Regions from separate parts of the Homo sapiens genome. Here region 2 is linked to region 1. A link is a loop called in an ENCODE intact Hi-C map of the cell type or tissue named here. Cell type or tissue: ovary. All regions are shown on one strand. Links, peaks and the distances in the headings refer to the core of each region. The heading gives the core; the rest is flanking DNA. Region 1 has its middle 60 kb from the start of BRD1. Region 2 overlaps TTLL8 (tubulin tyrosine ligase like 8).

The links. Hi-C counts contacts between places; a loop is a spot of excess contacts. Peaks named below come from ENCODE experiments on the same cell type or tissue, not always from the same donor. Only the 100,000 strongest peaks of a DNase experiment are listed, where the experiment ranks them.
Region 2: a loop joins it to region 1, with 5 times the contacts of the local background. A loop is called at or near these places in 61 of 110 quality-filtered maps.

Annotation. Positions count from the first base shown.
Region 1 is chr22:49,763,794-49,772,602 of GRCh38, forward strand. No RefSeq gene overlaps it. Among named protein-coding and RNA genes, the nearest start is that of BRD1, 60 kb to the right of the region's middle. RefSeq lists enhancers at 1-308, 309-1,091 and a silencer at 7,588-7,882. In ovary, for the core only: no CTCF peak of the experiment used is centred there; DNase peaks (open chromatin) are centred at 593, 1,788, 3,778 and 5,258.
Region 2 is chr22:50,025,538-50,034,346 of GRCh38, forward strand. TTLL8 (tubulin tyrosine ligase like 8) reads right to left here. Exons shown (of 14, transcript NM_001350317.3): 11 at 7,665-7,908; 12 at 6,149-6,572; 13 at 4,893-5,388. Among named protein-coding and RNA genes, the nearest start is that of IL17REL, 17 kb to the left of the region's middle. RefSeq lists silencers at 4,590-4,689, 4,710-4,779. In ovary, for the core only: a CTCF peak has its summit at 4,924 (motif pointing left); DNase peaks (open chromatin) are centred at 4,464, 4,574, 4,944, 5,412 and 3 weaker places.

The sequences.
Region 1 (8,809 bases), core at 512-8,511:
GGTCAAAGCACCTGGACCCCAACACCCCAAGGACCCTTGCAGGCCTCTTCCGGGATCCACTTCTCAGTGAGCGCTGCCGTGCGCACCCCTGGGCCTGAGGGCTGGGCATCTCCCAGGTATGCAAGGGGCTCTCCGTGCAGGGCTGTGAGCAACGTGGGGGCAGCCGGCCGCAGTCTCCAGCCCCGGGGCCTGCTGGCATCCCCACCAGCCCCCAGCCTGGGCACCCCACCCAAGGAACCCGGCTCCCAGAGTCCGGGGCACTGATTAATATTCACACAGGCAGCAGAGAGCTGCTGAACCCTGAACGCGAGGCAGGGAAGAAAGTTGAAGCATCTGCTATCTATAAATCAAAATGAATTTACTCTTCCTCTAAGGACAGCCGCTGTAATAGGCCGCAGCCAACAGGTCCCATGGTGTGATTTCTGCGCAGGAAGCCACTGCTCACACCGGGTGTGGAAGCATTTGTAACCCCCAGGGGACCTGCTGCTCCACAGAACCCGACGGAAAGCTCGAGGAAGGCCGAGCTTCGGGGGTCACAGGCCGGATGCCGGAGCTGCTCCATGGGTGGTGCCCGAGGGAGCCCTGGGAGGAGCCGTCAGCCCAGGCAGTGGGTGGAGACGGGCTCTGCCTTCTGCCTTCACCAGCTCCGCCCAGCTCCCGGGTCACCCACCACAGCCCCGCCAGAGCAGGCAGACGTGCAGATGCCAAGGCAGACGTGCAGATGCCAAGCCGCACTTGCTCACTAAACTCACGTCCTCGCTACAACGTAGTTGTCGAGTAAATGCTCTCCATGGATTAAAAATATAAGCAGAGATGGCCGGGCGCGGTGGCTCACGCCTGTAATCCCAGCACTTTGGGAGGCCGAGGCGGGCGGGTCACGAGGTCAGGAGATCGAGACCATCCTGGCTAACACGGTGAAACCCCGTCTCTACTAAAAATACCAAAAAATTAGCCAGGCGTGGTGGGGGCGCCTGTAGTCCCAGCTACTCGGGAGGCTGAGGCAGGAGAATGGCGTGAACCCGGGAGGCGGAGGTTGCAGTGAGCCAAGATCACACCACTGCACTCCAGCCTGGGCGACGGAGCGAGACTCCGCCTCAAAAAAAAAAAAAAAAAAAAAAAAATATATATATATATATATATATATATATGTAGAGACATGAATGCCGATTCTTATGATGCTTATTTATTCATGAAACCAATGGCTTACCTGCCAGAAATTCAGTCCCTGGGTTGACACCAAACCCAACTGTTGGCTTTTCCTGCTGAATGGAGGGGCTGGGAGAAGCCGCCTCCAGCTGGCAGCCTCAGACCTGTGTCTACCTGGCAGGCCCCCACCCAGGTGGGGACAGGCCACCAGGCGGGAGTCACTGGGGCACTGCTGGGGCTCAGGACACTTGCAGGATGAGTGAAGGAGGAGGAGAGGGAGGAAGACAGAGAGGACCACCTCGGCCACTCTGACCTTGCCTCCTGGCCATGCCTGGGTTCTCAGAGGCAGGAGCTGGGGGGCTGCAGGGCTGGGGGCCACAACGACTCTCCAGCTGCTGTCACCCTCCCTGGCAATGAACCCCAAAGCCCCCACCTCCCCACCGCGGGTGCCAGACACAGGCCTGGTGCAGGTTCCACGTTATCCATGTCAGTGTTTCCCACGCAGGGCCAAGAATTACCAGGACCCTGCTATCATGGCCCAGCAGCATCCGTCAGCCACCACTCACCTCGTTCTGGCTCCAGCTACTCGTGCCAGGGTGGGGAGAAGCCCGGGAAGCCAGCTCCCCACGAGCCCCTGGCTCAGCCTCACAGCCTGACTGCATCATCCGAGCCCTTGGCCCTGGCCTGCCCTGACCCTCCTGTCCCCAGGCCCGTTTCCAACCTCCAGTATCTGCAAACAGAAAAGGACAGTGCCCCGCCCAGGGGCTTCCCTTACAGCCCCTGCGGGGAGTGAGGCCGCCCCACTGCAGGTGGGCCTGTAGCAGCTGCACCTGAGGCAGGGCTGGCAGCCCCTGTGGGGAGGGAGGCCGCCCCACTGCAGGTGGGCCTGTAGCAGCTGCACCTGAGGCAGGGCTGGCAGCCCCTGTGGGGAGGGAGGCCGCCCCACTGCAGGTGGGCCTGTAGCAGCTGCACCTGAGGCAGGGCTGGCGGCTCCTGTGGGGAGTGTGGCCGCCCCACTGCAGGTGGGCCTGTAGCAGCTGCACCTGAGCCCGGGCTGGTGGCCCCTGTGGGGAGGGAGGCCGCCCCACTGCAGGTGGGCCTGTAGCAGCTGCACCTGAGGCAGGGTTGGGAGGAAATGGCCACCCGGGTCAGCCAAGTCAGATGGGAGCGGGATGGGGAGGAGCCCAGTGGGCCTGGGGCCTGCAGCCACCCCCACAGCAGCACACCCAGGGCAGGGTGCATGGGGACCCCAGGCCCTCAGGAGAGAGCTGGACCTGAGTCCATAGCGGGCACGGGAACCAAACCAACCGGGCTGCTGGACAGGTGCCTTCCAGCCCCGCTGACCAGCCCTGTGGCCAAACGGACGTCAAAGCAAGAGTGCCGCGCATCCCCCAGGAGCCAGAGTGGGAGGCTGGCACAGCCTCCTCGGGCAGGTGTGGGCAGGTGGCCCCGACCTCTACAAGGTCATGCATTTTTTTTTTTTAGTCTAATTAAAGATTGGTCAATTTTGTTTATCTTTTCAAAAAACTAACCTTTTGTTTTGTTGATTCTTTGTATTGTTTTCTAGTCTCTATTTTGTTTAGTTCTATTCTGATCTTTATTATTTCCTTCCTTCTATTAATTTGGGGTTTGGCTCATTCTTGCTTTTCAGTTTCTTCGAGGTGCACTGTTAGGTTGTTTACTTGAAGTCTTTCTATCTTTATATATGTAAAGTGTATCTCTTTATCTATCTATCTATGTAGATAGATAGATAGATACAAAGAGACAGGGACTTGCTCTGTCACACAGGCTGGAGTGCAGCGGTACAATCGTGGCTACCTGCAGCCTCGACCTCCTGGGCTCAGGTGCTCCTCCCCACTTAGCCTCCCAAATAGCCAGGACCACAGACACACACCACCACACCCAGCTAATTTTTGTATTTTTAATATAGATGGAGTTTCATTATGTTGGCCAGGCTGGTCTTGAACTCCTGACCTCGTGATCCACCCACCTCGGCCTCCCAAACTGCTGGGATTACAGGCATGAGCCACCGTGCCCGGCCCTGACTGTGTCTTTTCCAATAGCCTGTCTTTGAGCTCATTGATTCCTTCCTCTGCTTGACCCATTCTGCTGTTAAGAGCCTCTATCAATTTTCCAGTTCAGCAGATGTTTTTCTCACTTCCAATATTTCTGTTTGATTTTTTAATTTCAATATCTTTGTTAAAATTCTCTGATAAGTTTCTGAATTGATTTTCTGGGTTATCTTGGAGATCGCTGAGTTTCCCTACAACTGCTATTTTGGATTCTTGATCAGAGGCTCACATGTGGCCATCTCATTAGTCACTGGTTCCTTGCTTTGTCCCTTTGAGTGGTTCACAGTTCCCCGTTTGCTTGTTTCTTGTGAATGCACATCTGCGTCTTTGCATTGAAGGATTAGTTATTTATTCCAGTCTTCTCTGTCTGGCTTGTTTTGGTTTTTACTGGGTATGTTTGCTTAGAGACTCTTTGCCATGTACCTGTTGAATTTTTTTTCTGCTAGGTTGCTGCCTCCTTCTTCGGCACTAGAGGGCAACATAAGTCCAGGTTTTCCTCAGCTCCAATAAAGGATCAGAGTGGGGCTTCCCGTCCCAAATGGGGAAGGTCCCACAGGGGATAGCCCGGCAGTGTGGGAAGACTGGCTGGCGGTCCATGCCCAGGGAACCTATGGACTGTGCCTCCTACCATGTAGCTGAACAGCCTGACTTGGTGCCTCCTTTGGCTGCATTACAGGGCAGTTTTTAGAGCTGGAGATGCTAGTCCCACCTCTTCCCTTTGTCTCTGGCTGGCCTCAGGGATATTTCTCCTTTAAGCATTCTGAATGCTTCCCTTGGGTTGAAGCAGAACAAGTCTCCTGCCAGGGAGCCCAAGATACTGGGAAGCTGGTAGTCCACCTTGATCTCATTTTTCCAGTGCAGAAGCCATGAGTCAGGGGAGATTTGCCCACACTTGGTGCAGGTAGACTGGGGGAAGGGACATCATAGATATAGAATTCCAGTTCTCTTACTGCTTGCTCAGAGTTTATTCACTTCTCTGTGGCCCTGGGGACTGTCTCATCCTCGTATTTGAGTTCTGGGATGTTGCTGGAGATAATCTTGGTGCTGAATATTTGTTTTGGATTTTCTGTGGCAAAGAGTGAAGCCAGCTTGCTTCTATGCTGCCATCTTGGAACTAGCCATCTCCTCAATTCTTTTTTCATTTGCTTTTAATTATAGGTGATAATAACAAGTGAACTCCATAAACCAGCAGGCGCCACGTGTGGGTGCATTTGCCACATATTGATCCTCCAAGGTGGGGGTTGGCTAACCCACCCTGGGCTCTACTCCCCACCCCCCACCTGGCTCGCCCGTGGGGGCGCCATGGGAGGCCGGTTGCTGAGCCCCAGAACCTGGCTGTCCTCACCTGTAGGACAGGATGGGGTGGGGAGTCAGAGGAGGCAGGGAGGAAGTAGAGGGTCTTGGTGCTTCAGACTGGGAGTCCCCACAGCTGAGCTGATGTTAAAACTCTGGGGCGAGAGATCAACAAGAGATGTGCTTCATTTGCAACGGGAGAAACTGTAATGAGATGAGGTAGAGCTGCACTAAGAGTCAGTGAGCAGACATTGTAAGTGAATGCTAATGTCATGAAATATCCACGCAGGAGGGGTCCTAGCTCCGCAGAGCCGTTGCCGGCCTGGTCAAGGGCCAAGCTCACGTGCAGGCCCCCTCCAGGGAGTCCAGGCTTCTTACTGCGTCGCTGAGTCTGGCTGCCCCAGCCCCAGGGCTCCCAGAAGCCCCCACTCACACAGTGGAGTACGCACCCCACCATGCCCCCTGGAGGGGGGACTTTGGCTAGGTCCCGAGAGTGGGGGGGCAGGGGGACCTCTGGGCACTTCACTTTGGACACTCATTATACTGAAATATGCATAGAATTTGGCCGTAATCTTCTGCTTTCCATGAGAACAATGTGATTTTTGTAAACTAGCAGAGGCCTTCTCTCCTACTTGTGGTGTGGGGGTCATTTTTGGGATCCTCCAGCCTTTGCACATTGCTCCCAGCCCCCACTCCCCGGCATCCACAGGCCCTCGAAGCTCACAGAGATGGAACAGCTGTGCTGCCCGGCGCCTGGCCTTCGGCCCAGCCAAGCCTTGCTGCCCTGAAGTGAGCCCAGCAGAGGGAACAGGATGACAGCCTCCAGCTCTGGCCACAGACACCGCCTGACCGGCTGTCATCTCCAGGTGGACAGGAAGACACTCTGACAGCCTCCAGCTCCGGCCACAGACACCGCCTGACCGGCTCTCATCTCCAGGTAGACAGGAAGACACTCTGAGTCCCTCTCAGAGCCATCCCTCAGAAGGGGGAGCACTGGGGGAGGGGGGAGGAGGCCCCTGAGGGCCACCGTGGTACTCCACCGACCTCCCTTCCTCCAGATGCTCACAGGACTCAGTGCCACGGCCCAGCCTGGGGGTGAGCGCTCGGCCATCAGGTGGGGCCCCTCACCCCTCGCTCCTCCCCAGCAACTTCTTCAGTGCAGTGGGCACCCAGAGGACAGGGCCTGTGAGGCCAGGGGTCACTGTCCACAAGACCGCAGGGCTGGACCGAGGCTCTGTGGGGATGGAGATGGTGATGGCGCACAGAGGAGGCTCAGAGGTAGCACTGACCGGGCATGGGGACAGGCCGGGGGGTCAGGGACGAGACCCGAGGGGACCCCCACCCTGAGAGAGCCTCAGGGGAGGGGCGCATCTGTAGGAAGGGGCTGCAGGGCCTCCCACCCCCTGTGCTCGCAGTCCAAGCACAACCTGGGTGCTCAGAGCCTGGGCCCAAAGGATTTGGAGCCCGAGTGGGTCTCTAGGGGATGGAGTGAGCAACACAGATTTGGGCTGGACCTCCTGGGGGTCTGACTGAGGGTCTTCACTCCCTACCTGCTGCCCCTGGTTCCTGCCACCCCCATGTGGCCCAAGGCAGGGCCCACCCACAGCGAAGGGGACCTGGGGCTCAGCTCCTCACTGCATTCTCCCTGCAGCCCCTGTCCTCTCCCCGTGTGACTAAGGGGCTCTCCCCACCTGGCTGAACCCCCAGCTCCCTAAGCCTCACGTTTCTGCCCTCCCTTTCTTGCCCGCACTGCCAGACACATGACTGTTTCCTCCTCCCCTGAAGTCAGGCAGGAATAACCTCCCCAAACCAGAGGGACTCCCCGGCCGGTGACAGAACCGGCCAGGGACAGGAGTGGTCCGGGGGCCAGCCCAGGGCTCGGCGGCAGCTTGGCAGGGGCTTGAGACCCGGAAAAATGGACTCCGACACTATCCAGGAGGACCCCCCAAAAATGTCCACAGCATTACACACTGACGGACACTTTGGAATCATCCCAGCCTCTCCGAGCAGCCCGTCCTCCTGCATACAAGGCCCACCACAGCCTCAGAAATGGGAAAGACAGATCGGCTTTCCCAAACTGCTCACGCCCCAAGCTAGGAAGGAGCAGCTCAACTTTGAGCCAATTTCACAAGCAAACAGTGCTGGTTTTAGGGAAGGACGAGCCGGACTCCATGCAACAACCCTGCACAGCTGGGTGGGCAGCTGCACCCAGGAGGAGTGGGTGCAGGGGACGAGGCCAGCTGGACACACCTGAGCGGGAAGCTAGGATCCCACGCTGGATACGGAGCCCCCTGCCTGAACCCCCTGCCTGAACCCCACCAGCCAGTCATCGTGTAGACTCCAGACCCCCCACCAGCCAGTCAACCCAGGGAGGTGAGCATGACTCAGTGGGCGCCCCCACAGTGGGTGGGCTTCGCTAGGGCACAGCCTGGAACCGAGGGAAATTGGATTGCTCTGCACTCTATTTTGAAGACCTTTTCACATCGGCGTACTAAGTTCCTCCTCATTCTTTTTAACCCAACTGCCACAGGTTTTTCAGCCAAGACAGGGCGGAGTGGTGTCAGTCAGAACAGGAGGCCACACTGTGAACTTGGTTCCCAAACATGAAACCCTGGCGGCTTCCTGCCCTGAGTGCTCTGGGTCTCAGCTGCCGACGCCGAGGCGCTCCTCCGGGGGCTGGGAGGGCCCGGGGTCCTAGCAAGGTAGGGAGGCTGCGGGGAAGTCAGTGGGGTGCGGGTGGTGTGGACACCTCCCCATCCCCAGCCGGCTCCGGTCCCGGTGGCCTTGGGCCAGAACGGATCTGCTCATGAGGTGGGCACCAGCCCCGTGGGCTCAGGGAGATGTCAAAGGCTCTGGTTTTGGGGGAAAAGGTAGGGAACCTCTTGCTCCCTCCTGGTTCTGAAAAGCCAAGACGCACCAACTCCCCGAACCAACACGCCCACCCTCCCCACGCTCAAGCCGAGCGCACCGCCCTGGAGTAAGGAGGACCGCGGCGAGGGCGCGCCCTGGGAGACAGAACCCTGGAGAGCGCACGACCTGGACGGCGGGCGAGGCCAGGATCCGCGTCTGAGCCGCTGGGAACCCATGAGCCCCGTCCATGGAGTTGAGGAAGGGGGTTCGCCCCACGGGGTGGGCGCCCTCTACACAGCGCGCTTCCTCTTCTCTCGTTAGCGCCGCGGGACCAGCCTCTGGTTCTGCACCTCGCGCTCTGGGAGCAGCGCCCGGCTTTGGCGAGCGCTTCCCCGGGGCTGCCCAGCCTCTGCTCCGCTCGCCCCGCCAGGCCCGGCTCCGCGAAGCCCCCAGGGTCCAGTCCAAGGCCCCGATTCCCCAAGGCCAGGGCCCCGGGGCAGCATTGGAACAGGGCGCGGACGCCAGTCCTCCGAGCATGGAGTAACTGCAGCTTTTGAGAAAAGAAAGCGGACCCCACCCCATCGAGAACGCGGCGCCTTGTTTAGGGACGTTCCTGGGCCGTCACGGAGTGTCGCCGGCTCCTCGGCCCCTCCCTCCTCCAAGCCCCCACCCCCGACAGCGGCCTCCCTGGGGACCTCCCCTCGGGCTGCGCTTTCAGCCCAAACACAGGGAGGTCTTCCAGGAGCCTGCCCAGTCCCCACAGCAGCCCAGAGACCCCCACTCCCACCTGTACCTGCCAAGCCTTCAGAGAGGGCGGCCTGGACATGCCCCGCACGGGAGGAGCCCCGCCTCAGCACCCCTGCAAGTGGCAGCAACCCAGAACACCCGTGAGAGGCCTCTGAGCAGCCCAGGAAGTGGCTGGAAGACGCATAGGCAGCTCACTCCTCTGTAAGAGCAAGGACCGGAGAACACATGCTGACCCCTGCTTTTGCAGAGGGGCGATGCTTCAGGACAGGCGCGCTCAGCAGGTGTCCATCTTATTTCACACCTTTGTGTTTATATCATCTTATTTTGCATTTTATGTCTAATTAACAATATGCAGCTGGCCAGGCGCAGTGGCTCAAGCCTCTAATCCCAGCACTTTGGGAGGCCGAGGCAGGTGTATCACTTGAGGGCAGGAGTTCGGGACCGGCCTGGGCAACATAGCAAAACCCCATTGCTAATAAAAATACAAAAATTAGCCAGCCATGGTGGCGGGCACCTGCAGTCCCAGCTACTCCGGAAGCTGAAGCAGGAGAATCACTTGAACCCAGGAGGCGGAGGTGGCAGTGAGCTATCAAGCCATTACACTCCAGCCTGGGCAACAGAGAAAGACTGTCTCAAAAAAAAATTAATACGCAGCAGAATATTATGTGGTCAGCCCAAGCAGTCCCCCCCACTCAGCCCTC
Region 2 (8,809 bases), core at 667-8,666, 260 kb after region 1:
CTGAGGCAGGAGAATCGCTTAGAACCCCAGAGGCTTAGGTTGCCGTGAGCCGAGATCGTGCGGTTGCACTCCAGCCTGGGCAACAGAGTGAGACCTTGTCTCAAAAATAAATAAATTAAATAAATATACAGAATCTATAAAAACCACTACAAGTAACTAACCAAAGGCAAGCAACCTAATTTTACAATAGGAAAAAGACTTAGTAAGGCATTTTGCAAAGCAAAATATCTGAAAGGCTAATGAACAAAGTGCTCAGCATGGCTAGTCACCTGAGAAACACGAATTAAAACCACGATGAGATATCCGTACACCTACCAGACTGGCTAAAAACACAGCCTGACAATACCCAGTGTTGACCAGGATGTGGGGCAACCAGGACTCTCACGTGGCAGGTGGGAGTGCAAAACGCCACAACCATATTGGAAATGGGAAGTTTCTTCTAAAGCAAAACCCAAGCATCCTTCATGACGTAGTGGTGCCACTCTTGGACACACAGCCAAGACAGACAAAGGCACATGTCCCCGTAAAGGCCAGAACAGGATGATCAGAGCAACTTCATTTATCACAGTCCTACAGTGGAAGCAAGGCAGCTGTCCGTCAGCAGGGGACCAGGCGGGCTCTGGCACATGTGTGCAATGCAGTACTGTTATCACCGACAAAGGGTGCACACTCGTCACACTGTACAGCCGCTGCACCTCAGAGTGCAGGGTCAGACACGGAAATACACCCGCCACTCTGCACAGCCGCCACCCTGCACAGCCGCCACCTCAGAGGGGAGGGTCAGACACAGAAATACGCCTGCCACTCTGCACAGCCACCACCTCAGAGTGGAGGGTCAGACACGGAAATACACCCGCCATTCTGCACCGCCGCCACCTCAGAGCGGAGGGTCAGACACGGAAATACGCCTGCCACTCTGCACAGCCACCACCTCAGAGTGGAGGGTCAGACACGGAAATACACCCGCCATTCTGCACCGCCGCCACCTCAGAGCGGAGGGTCAGACATGGAAGCGCAGACCGTGCCGCTCCACCTGTAAGACGTGCAGGGGCCACCAAAGGTAATTGATGATGATTTAAGTCCAATAGTGATGATCACCATTTGGAGAAGAGACTAGAAAAGGCAGGAGGCTCCGTGTGGCTGTGTGGGTATCACACATGTGACAATCCATCAAGCTGTGTCTACTTACGGTCTGTCCTCACTGTAGGTAAGTCATACCTTCACAAGACCGTTTGGAAAGAGATACTATTTACTAGGCAAGAAAAACCACCAAATGGCTAGAAAAACATCTAATGAATGACATGCCAGACTTGCCAGACCTTCTATCCTGAAAACCACTGAGGAAAGTCAAAGAACCCGGTTAAATGAACCAGATCTGGATCATGGTTGGAAAACTTTATTTAAAAAAAAAGTCGGCCAGGTGCGGTGGCTCACGCCTGTAATCCCAGCACTTAGGGAGGCCGAGGTGGGTGGATCACCTGAGGTCAGGAGTTCGAGATTAGCCTGACCAATATGATGAAACCCCATCTCTACTAAAAATACAAAAAAATTAGCTGGGCGTGGTGGTGCGCGCCTGTAGTCCCAGCTACTCAGGGGGCTGAGGCAGGAGAATCGCTTGAACCCAGGAGGTGGATGTTGCAGTGAGCTGAGATTGTGCCACTGCACTCCAGCCTGGGAGACAGAACGGGACTCCGTCTCAAAAAAAAAAAAAATCTGCTGGGCGTGGTGGCTCACGCCTGTAATCCCAACACTTTGGGAGGCCAAGGTGCGTGGATTGCCTGAGCTTAGGAGTTTCCAACCAGCCTGGCCAACATGGTGAAACTCTGTCTCTACTAAAATACAAAATATTAACTGGGCATGGTGGTGGGCGCCTGTGGTCCCAGCTACTCAGGAGGCTGAGGCAGGAGAATTGCTTGAACCCGGGATATGGAGGTTGCAGTGAGCCAAGATCGAGCCACTGCACTCCAGCCTGGGCAACAGAATGAGACTCCGTCTCAAAAAAAAAAAAAAAAAAGGATGTCCGTTCTCCCCAAGATCTGCAGATTCAAGGTGATCCCAGTCAAAGTCCCAGCAGTTTGCTGTTCTTAAGCCAACAAGCTCCAAGGGCCAGCACGCACTTCCTGTCCTGCTGGCCGGACTGGGCCTGGTGACCCTGTCGCCGCAGGCCTTTTGCAGCACAGGCTCTGAGAGCAACGGTGCGGTTGCCTGACTGTCACGGAACAAACACACACCAGGCGAGCACTAGCCTGAGGCCGAGGGGCACATGGAGCTGGCCTGAGCCCAGCCAGGAGTCTGGAAGCAAGCCCAGCTCCTCCCGGCCGTGCCCTCGAGGGCCTGACCGCGAAACGCTCGTACGCACGGGTTGGAGTTGTTTGCCACGCGTGGCAACTGCGGCAGGAACCTGACTCACGCACGGACGCCAGCACCCACAAGTGAGAGGCGCCTCAGACACGTGGTGTCGGCTTTGGAAGCAGCTGGTGGGTGGTGAGGAAATGTCACAGCTCTGGAAAGACAGAGGCCTCTGTAAGGTGGTGTCAAAATGCCAGGTTGAATCAACAGTCATCTGCGGGGACTCTGAAGGCAGGCAATCCGCCCAGTGAACTGGCAGCACCGGGCAGGAGGGTCTGGAGGGAGAACCCTGGTGGCATGGCTGGTGTGTGAGGATCAAAGGCAGAGGAGATCTTTCCTCTTCAGCATGGTAATTTGGCACTGGGCTAAGCCTCCAGCTGCCTCCCGCTGGTGACCTGGTAAAGGGGAACATAAACTCCTTTGGTCGGCAACATTGCTTACGGCAACACTGCCCTGTGGCAGGCAGACCACGTGGGGACTGGGGAGTCATTGGTGTCTGGGAGGCCACGTCACTGGCCTTCCTGAGTGATCCCCACACCTGGGAATGTGCCCTGCGGGCCATAGCCGCGGGATTGCTGCAGGAGGAACTTCGCCTCCCGTGGGGCAAGAGGCATCTCCGTGAGTGGGTCCCAGCCCCTGAATCGCAGTGGGAATCAGGGAGGCGGCAACACCTGCGTGCCGTCATAAAGACCCCCACCATGCCCTCGTAAAGACCCCCATCACACCGTCCTGAAGACCCCCACATACCCTCGTAAAGACCCCATCACACCATCCTAAAGACCCCCACACACACTCGTAAAGACCCCATCACACCATCCTGAAGACCCCACACACCCTCGTAAAGACCCCATCACACCGTCCTAAAGACCCCCACATACCCTCGTAAAGACCCCATCACACCGTCCTGAAGACCCCACACACCCTCGTAAAGACCCCCATCACGCTGTCCTAAAGACCCCCACATACCCTCGTAAAGACCCCCATCACACCATCCTAAAGACCCCACATACCCTCGTAAAGACCCCCATCACACCGTCCTGAAGACCCCCACACACCCTCGTAAAGACCCCATCACACCGTCCTGAAGACCCCCACACACACTCGTAAAGACCCCATCACACCATCCTGAAGACCCCACACACCCTCGTAAAGACCCCATCACACCGTCCTGAAGACCCCACACACACTCGTAAAGACCCCATCACACCATCCTGAAGACCCCACACACCCTCGTAAAGACCCCATCACACCGTCCTGAAGACCCCACACACCCTCGTAAAGACCCCATCACACCGTCCTGAAGACCCCACACACCCTCGTAAAGACCCCATCACACCGTCCTGAAGACCCCACACACCCTCGTAAAGACCCCATCACACCATCCTGAAGACCCCACACACCCTCGTAAAGACCCCATCACACCATCCTGAAGACCCCACACACCCTCGTAAAGACCCCATCACACCGTCCTAAAGACCCCCACACACCCTCGTAAAGACCCCATCACACCATCCTGAAGACCCCACACACACTCGTAAAGACCCCATCACACCGTCCTAAAGACCCCCCCTATTGCCGGGCGCGGTGGCTCACGCCTGTAATCCCAGCACCTTGGGAGGCTGAGGCGGCGGATCACGAGGTCAGGAGGTGGAGACCATCCTGACTAACACGGTGAAACCCCATCTCTACTAAAAATTAGCCGGGCGCGGTGGCGGGCGCCTGTGGTCCCAGCTACTCGGGAGGCTGAGGCAGGAGAATGGCGCGAACCCGGGAGGCGGAGGCTGCAGTGAGCCGAGATCGCGCCACGGCACTTCAGCCTCAGCAACAGAGCAAGACTCTGTCTCAAAAAAACAAAAAAAACAAGACCCTCTCGTCATGCTGCCTAAAGACCCCCACCACGCCCTCGCGAGGACCCCCCACCGCGCCGTCCTGAAGACCCCCACGCGGGAGGAACGGCTGATGCTGCCCTGCTGGTCAGCCGCGCCCCTGCCCCACGTCCTTCTCCGCGACTCTGAGGCCAAGAGCAGCCTGTGGCAGCCCCTGAAGTCTGAACGTGTGGCCGAGGCTCGGAAGAGCCCGATGGGGGCCGGGCGTGGTGGCTCAGGCCTGTCACCTCAGCCTCCAGAGCCTTCAGAAAACCGCACGCCAAAGCCCCGCGGTCACTTTGGCCCCTCGCTCGGCCAGGGAGCTTGGTGCTGTTCACGGCGCTGTTCAAGGTCCTAACTCAAATCCTCCGACCCGCGCCACACCCCAGAGGTATGGGGACAAAGGCGTCACCCGCCAGGTTCTACAGAGGGGACCCCACCATCCACCTGGCCGGCACTCCCACGCCCCCCACCCCGAGACCCCCGTGCCGGGCTGGGACAGGTGCCCCAACCCCGCTCCCCGGCTCCCGCCGGCGCCTCCGTCAGGGGACACCCCGGGCCCCAGCACCGAAGCCTGCCCTGCGCCCCGCTCTGGAGGATGCAGCGGCTGCTGGCGAGGGTTGGGGATGCAGCAGGCGGCCCCCAAGCCCACAGCGCACCGCCGGCGGCGCAGGTTACCTTTTCCTCCGGGCGGCGGACGCAGCGCGCCCTCTGCTGTCTTCAGGCCCCGCAGCACAGGCTCCAGCGGGTGCGCATTTAGCTGGTTTGGATCCCAGCTTTTGGCGGGCTGGGCTACGGGGACACCGGTGTTTGGGGCCTGACTGTCCACGTGGCGACAGGGGCAGGCCGGGAGCTCCACCTTCCCAGCAGCTTTGGTGCGGGTGGGCTGTGCGGCTCCACCGCTCTCGGCTGCCCCCCTTAAGGGTGCCAGCAAGGCCAGGGGGAGCCCCTTCTCTTCCTTCAGTCCCAAGTCCCGCTGGAGAGCTGGTGATGGGGGTCCCTGGGCAGGGTCTGGCATGGCCGAGGGGCCCCGTGCCTTCAGCGGCTGCGCGTCCAACAGCGAGGCCGAGGCCTTGAGGTTGCAGACGGGCAGCACCTGCCTCCTGGCTCTCCTCACACTGACGCCCGCCACGCAGAGGTCGGACCCGCTGAATGGGGGCGGCTCAACCACCGGCTGTGGGGAAGGAACAGGTTGGGGTGCTGGGCTGTGGCCGGGATAGGGGGGGTCCCTGCAGGAGGGGTCTGTGCAGGAGGGGCTGGTCGGGGCACAGACCCCCACCTGACTCAGGAGTGAACAGTGAACACCTGGGGTCCCACGCAGACCCCCAGGAGGCCCCCAGGCTCTGGAGAACCTGCGGGGAACCAAGGCTTCCTGAGGCTTGGGGGTCAGCCTGGGGGGCCCCACACCCAGGGACTCAGCTGCTCTTTTCCCGAGTTTAGCCACAGAGAGGCCGCAAGAGAGAGGCATTGGCCACGCTTCCCAATGACTCCAGCACATCCGCAGGCACAGGGAGGCCCGCGAAAGATCCTCAGAGTGGAGGAGGCACTGCAGGCCAAGGCAAAGGAGCAGCATAGGTGGCCTGGAGGCTGCGGGCATGGAGCCCCCACCTCTAACCACAGTCAGGACTGGGTGAGGCTGGGAACAAGAGGGAGGAAAGCTGGACAGAGGCACTGAGCCTGAGTGAGCGGGGCCGCTCCGCCCGCACGCCTGGAGTAGCCCCTTCCTCGGTGCCGACGAGGCACTGAGCCCCATGGGAGAGCAGGGCAGGCCTGGGCCCTCAGCGGGACCGAGCATGGTCACAGAGCAGGATCGGTGTCCTCCATAGACCCCGCTGCACTGGCGGCCTGCAGCTCCACCCTCGCCCAGTGACCAGGTGGCAAAGCATCCACATGGCGGGCGGCCACCAAAGTCCCCAGGGGCGGGCGTGGCTCACCTGCCTCCACAGGAGCTCGAAGTTGCCGATGTCACAGCTGCGGTCCACGGCCACCTTGATGGTGTCCTCCTGCACCTGTGCACACAGCTGGGCCGTGACCGGCGTGGACGGGTGCATGGTGGGGCTGGAATTGATCTCGATCAGCCAGGGCCTGAAGTCCCTCCCAAGGACGAAGTCAGCCCCGTAGAGCTCAAAGCTGTTCTTGCGAGGCTCCACGTGGTCCTGGGCCACCTTCATGGCGTGGGCGATGGCCTTCTTCATGGACGGGTAGATGACGCTGCCCCACACGGCGCCACGGCCCTGGCGCTGCAGGTACTCCTGGAACCTGGTGCTGGTCCACATGTTGTGTGCGGGCAGCAGGGGGCTGCGGCCCACATCATTCTTCAGGTACTTCTGGACGGCGTTGTTGCACAGGTGGATGGCGCTGCAGGGGGGACGAGGGGCAGGTGCTCAGCCTCCCTTGGCCCAGGAGGGCACCCAAGGCCGGTCCTCCCAGCCGTGCTGAGCCCACCCAGCTGGCTCTAGAGAACCCTGCCCCTGAGGACTCCAACCCTCTGCTGGAGGGGCCCAGCTGGGATGAGCGTTACTGTCCCAGATGGAGAAACAGGGCTCAGAGAGGCCATGGGATTGGCCAGGCGCACAGCTCACAGCTGGAGGCCCAGAAATGGGCGCTGGCAGGGGGCCCTGGCTTCTCACTGCCCTGCCTGGGAGCTGCTTTTGCACAGGTGAGTTCCTGGACCCCCTCCAGGCCCACTTGACCAGAGGCAGTGAGCAGGTGAGGGTCGTAGCCCCTGGCCAGCTCCTCCCAGGCCTCTTCTGGGTGTGACTTCGAGCATGACCCACCAGGCATGACCGCAGCCGCTCGCCTGGGCCGGAGTTAACTCCCCTGCAAGGTCTGTGTCGCGTGACTCTCAGGCCTCCCTGGATTCTCACTCGTAAAAAGCAGACCCCCTTCCTGCCCAGCCGTCAGGTCCCCTAGCGCCTCACACCAAGCAAGGGCCACACAATAGTCAGAGGAAGCCTTGGTGCAGACAGAGGGTGGCAGGCGTCGCTGTGTGCACAGCACACTCCTGAGGACTCCACAGGCTCTCGCCCTCCTGCCCACGCGGGGACCCGGGTGAGGTGGGGGTCCATCCACCCTGGGCAGCACACTTGCGGATATCTGAGCCTCCACCAGGCACCCCACAGGCCGCCTCCCCTGCGCCAGGGCCCAGGTGCTGCCCACACCATTCCAATCCCCCTGGGCACAGGCAAAATGGTGCCTTTTAAGATTTTCCAGAGATGATGCACAGAGCGTGGGGTGTAGGGCGCTGGCTTTGAAGGCCGGTGGGCCTGGGCCTGTCCCTCGGGGAGATCATCAGCCTCCCAAGCCTCAGTTTCCCCATCTGTGCCTCTCGTGGTGGCAGGTGGCAGTGAGGGGGCCCTGCCCGTGCTGCTTCTCACTGCGGCTGCTCCAGGCATGCAGGCAGCAGCCCATTCCCTGGCCCGAGGTGTCCAGGTCGCCCACCGCACTGACCTGTCCAGCTTGTCCAGGGAGAAGCGCTGAGTTGAGAACCGCAAGTAACTCTCCTTGTAGAACCAGATGGTCAGGGGGTTCCAGTCCGTGACGAGGAACCACTGTCTGATGTCGAACTTGGTGTCACAGATGAGCAGCGGCGTCTCGATGTACTTCTGGACCACCCACTTGTTGTCCCTGGAAAGAGGGTGGTCTGCAGCTGCCAGCTCCAGGATCTCCTCCACACGGTCCATGCACACTATGTCTGCAAGAGGCCACCGCTCAACCCAGCATGCACAGCCACTGTGCAGCGGGACCTGAGCTCCTGAGCCCTGGGGCAGGGTCGCAGCTTGGCCCTGAGACCTGCACTGGCTTTGTCCAAGGCCAGCAGGCAGCATGGTTGGTGGGGGCGATGGGGGAGCAGGGAAGGCTTAGCGCTCATGGATGAGGCTAAAGCCAGTGCCTGAGTCCCCCAGGCTCTCCCCCAACAGAACCAGCCTCTGAGACCCCAGAGGGGACACAGAGATCAGTGAAGGGGCAGGGACAGAGACACTTTTAAAAGGGAGCCAGGAGGATGGGCATGGTGGCTTATGCCTGTAATCCCAGCACTTTGGGAGGCCGAGGCAGGTGAATCACTTGAGGTCGGGAGTTCAAGACCAGCCTGGCCAACATGGTGAAACTCCATCTCTACTAAAAATACAAAAAATTAGCCGGGTGTGGTGGGCGCCTGTAGTCCCAGCTACTTGGGAGGCTAAGGCAGGAGAATTGCTTAAACCTGGAAGGTGGAGGTTGCAGTGAGGCAAGATTGCGCCACTGCACTTCAGCCTGGGCAACAAGAGTGAAACTCCGTTTCAAAAAACTAAAAATAAAATAATAAAAATAAAAAACTAAAAAGGAAAGCATAGACCAGTTTGTGAATACAAAGGAGGAAATCCTGATTAACCCATCAACCCGGATCCTGCCCTGTGATCGGAACACATGCTGTGAAGACGCCTCCAGCTCTGCTCCAGCGCCTGAGTCCTGACCCCCACGCCTGCCTCGGCGTTCTGCTCCCTCCCTTCCTTCCCTGTGGTGCTGTGGGCCTGAAACTGTCCCTCACTCACGGCTCCTGGCATCAAGTGTGGCCGTTGGTGGCTATGAACGCGGTGCAGGGAGCATCCGCACCA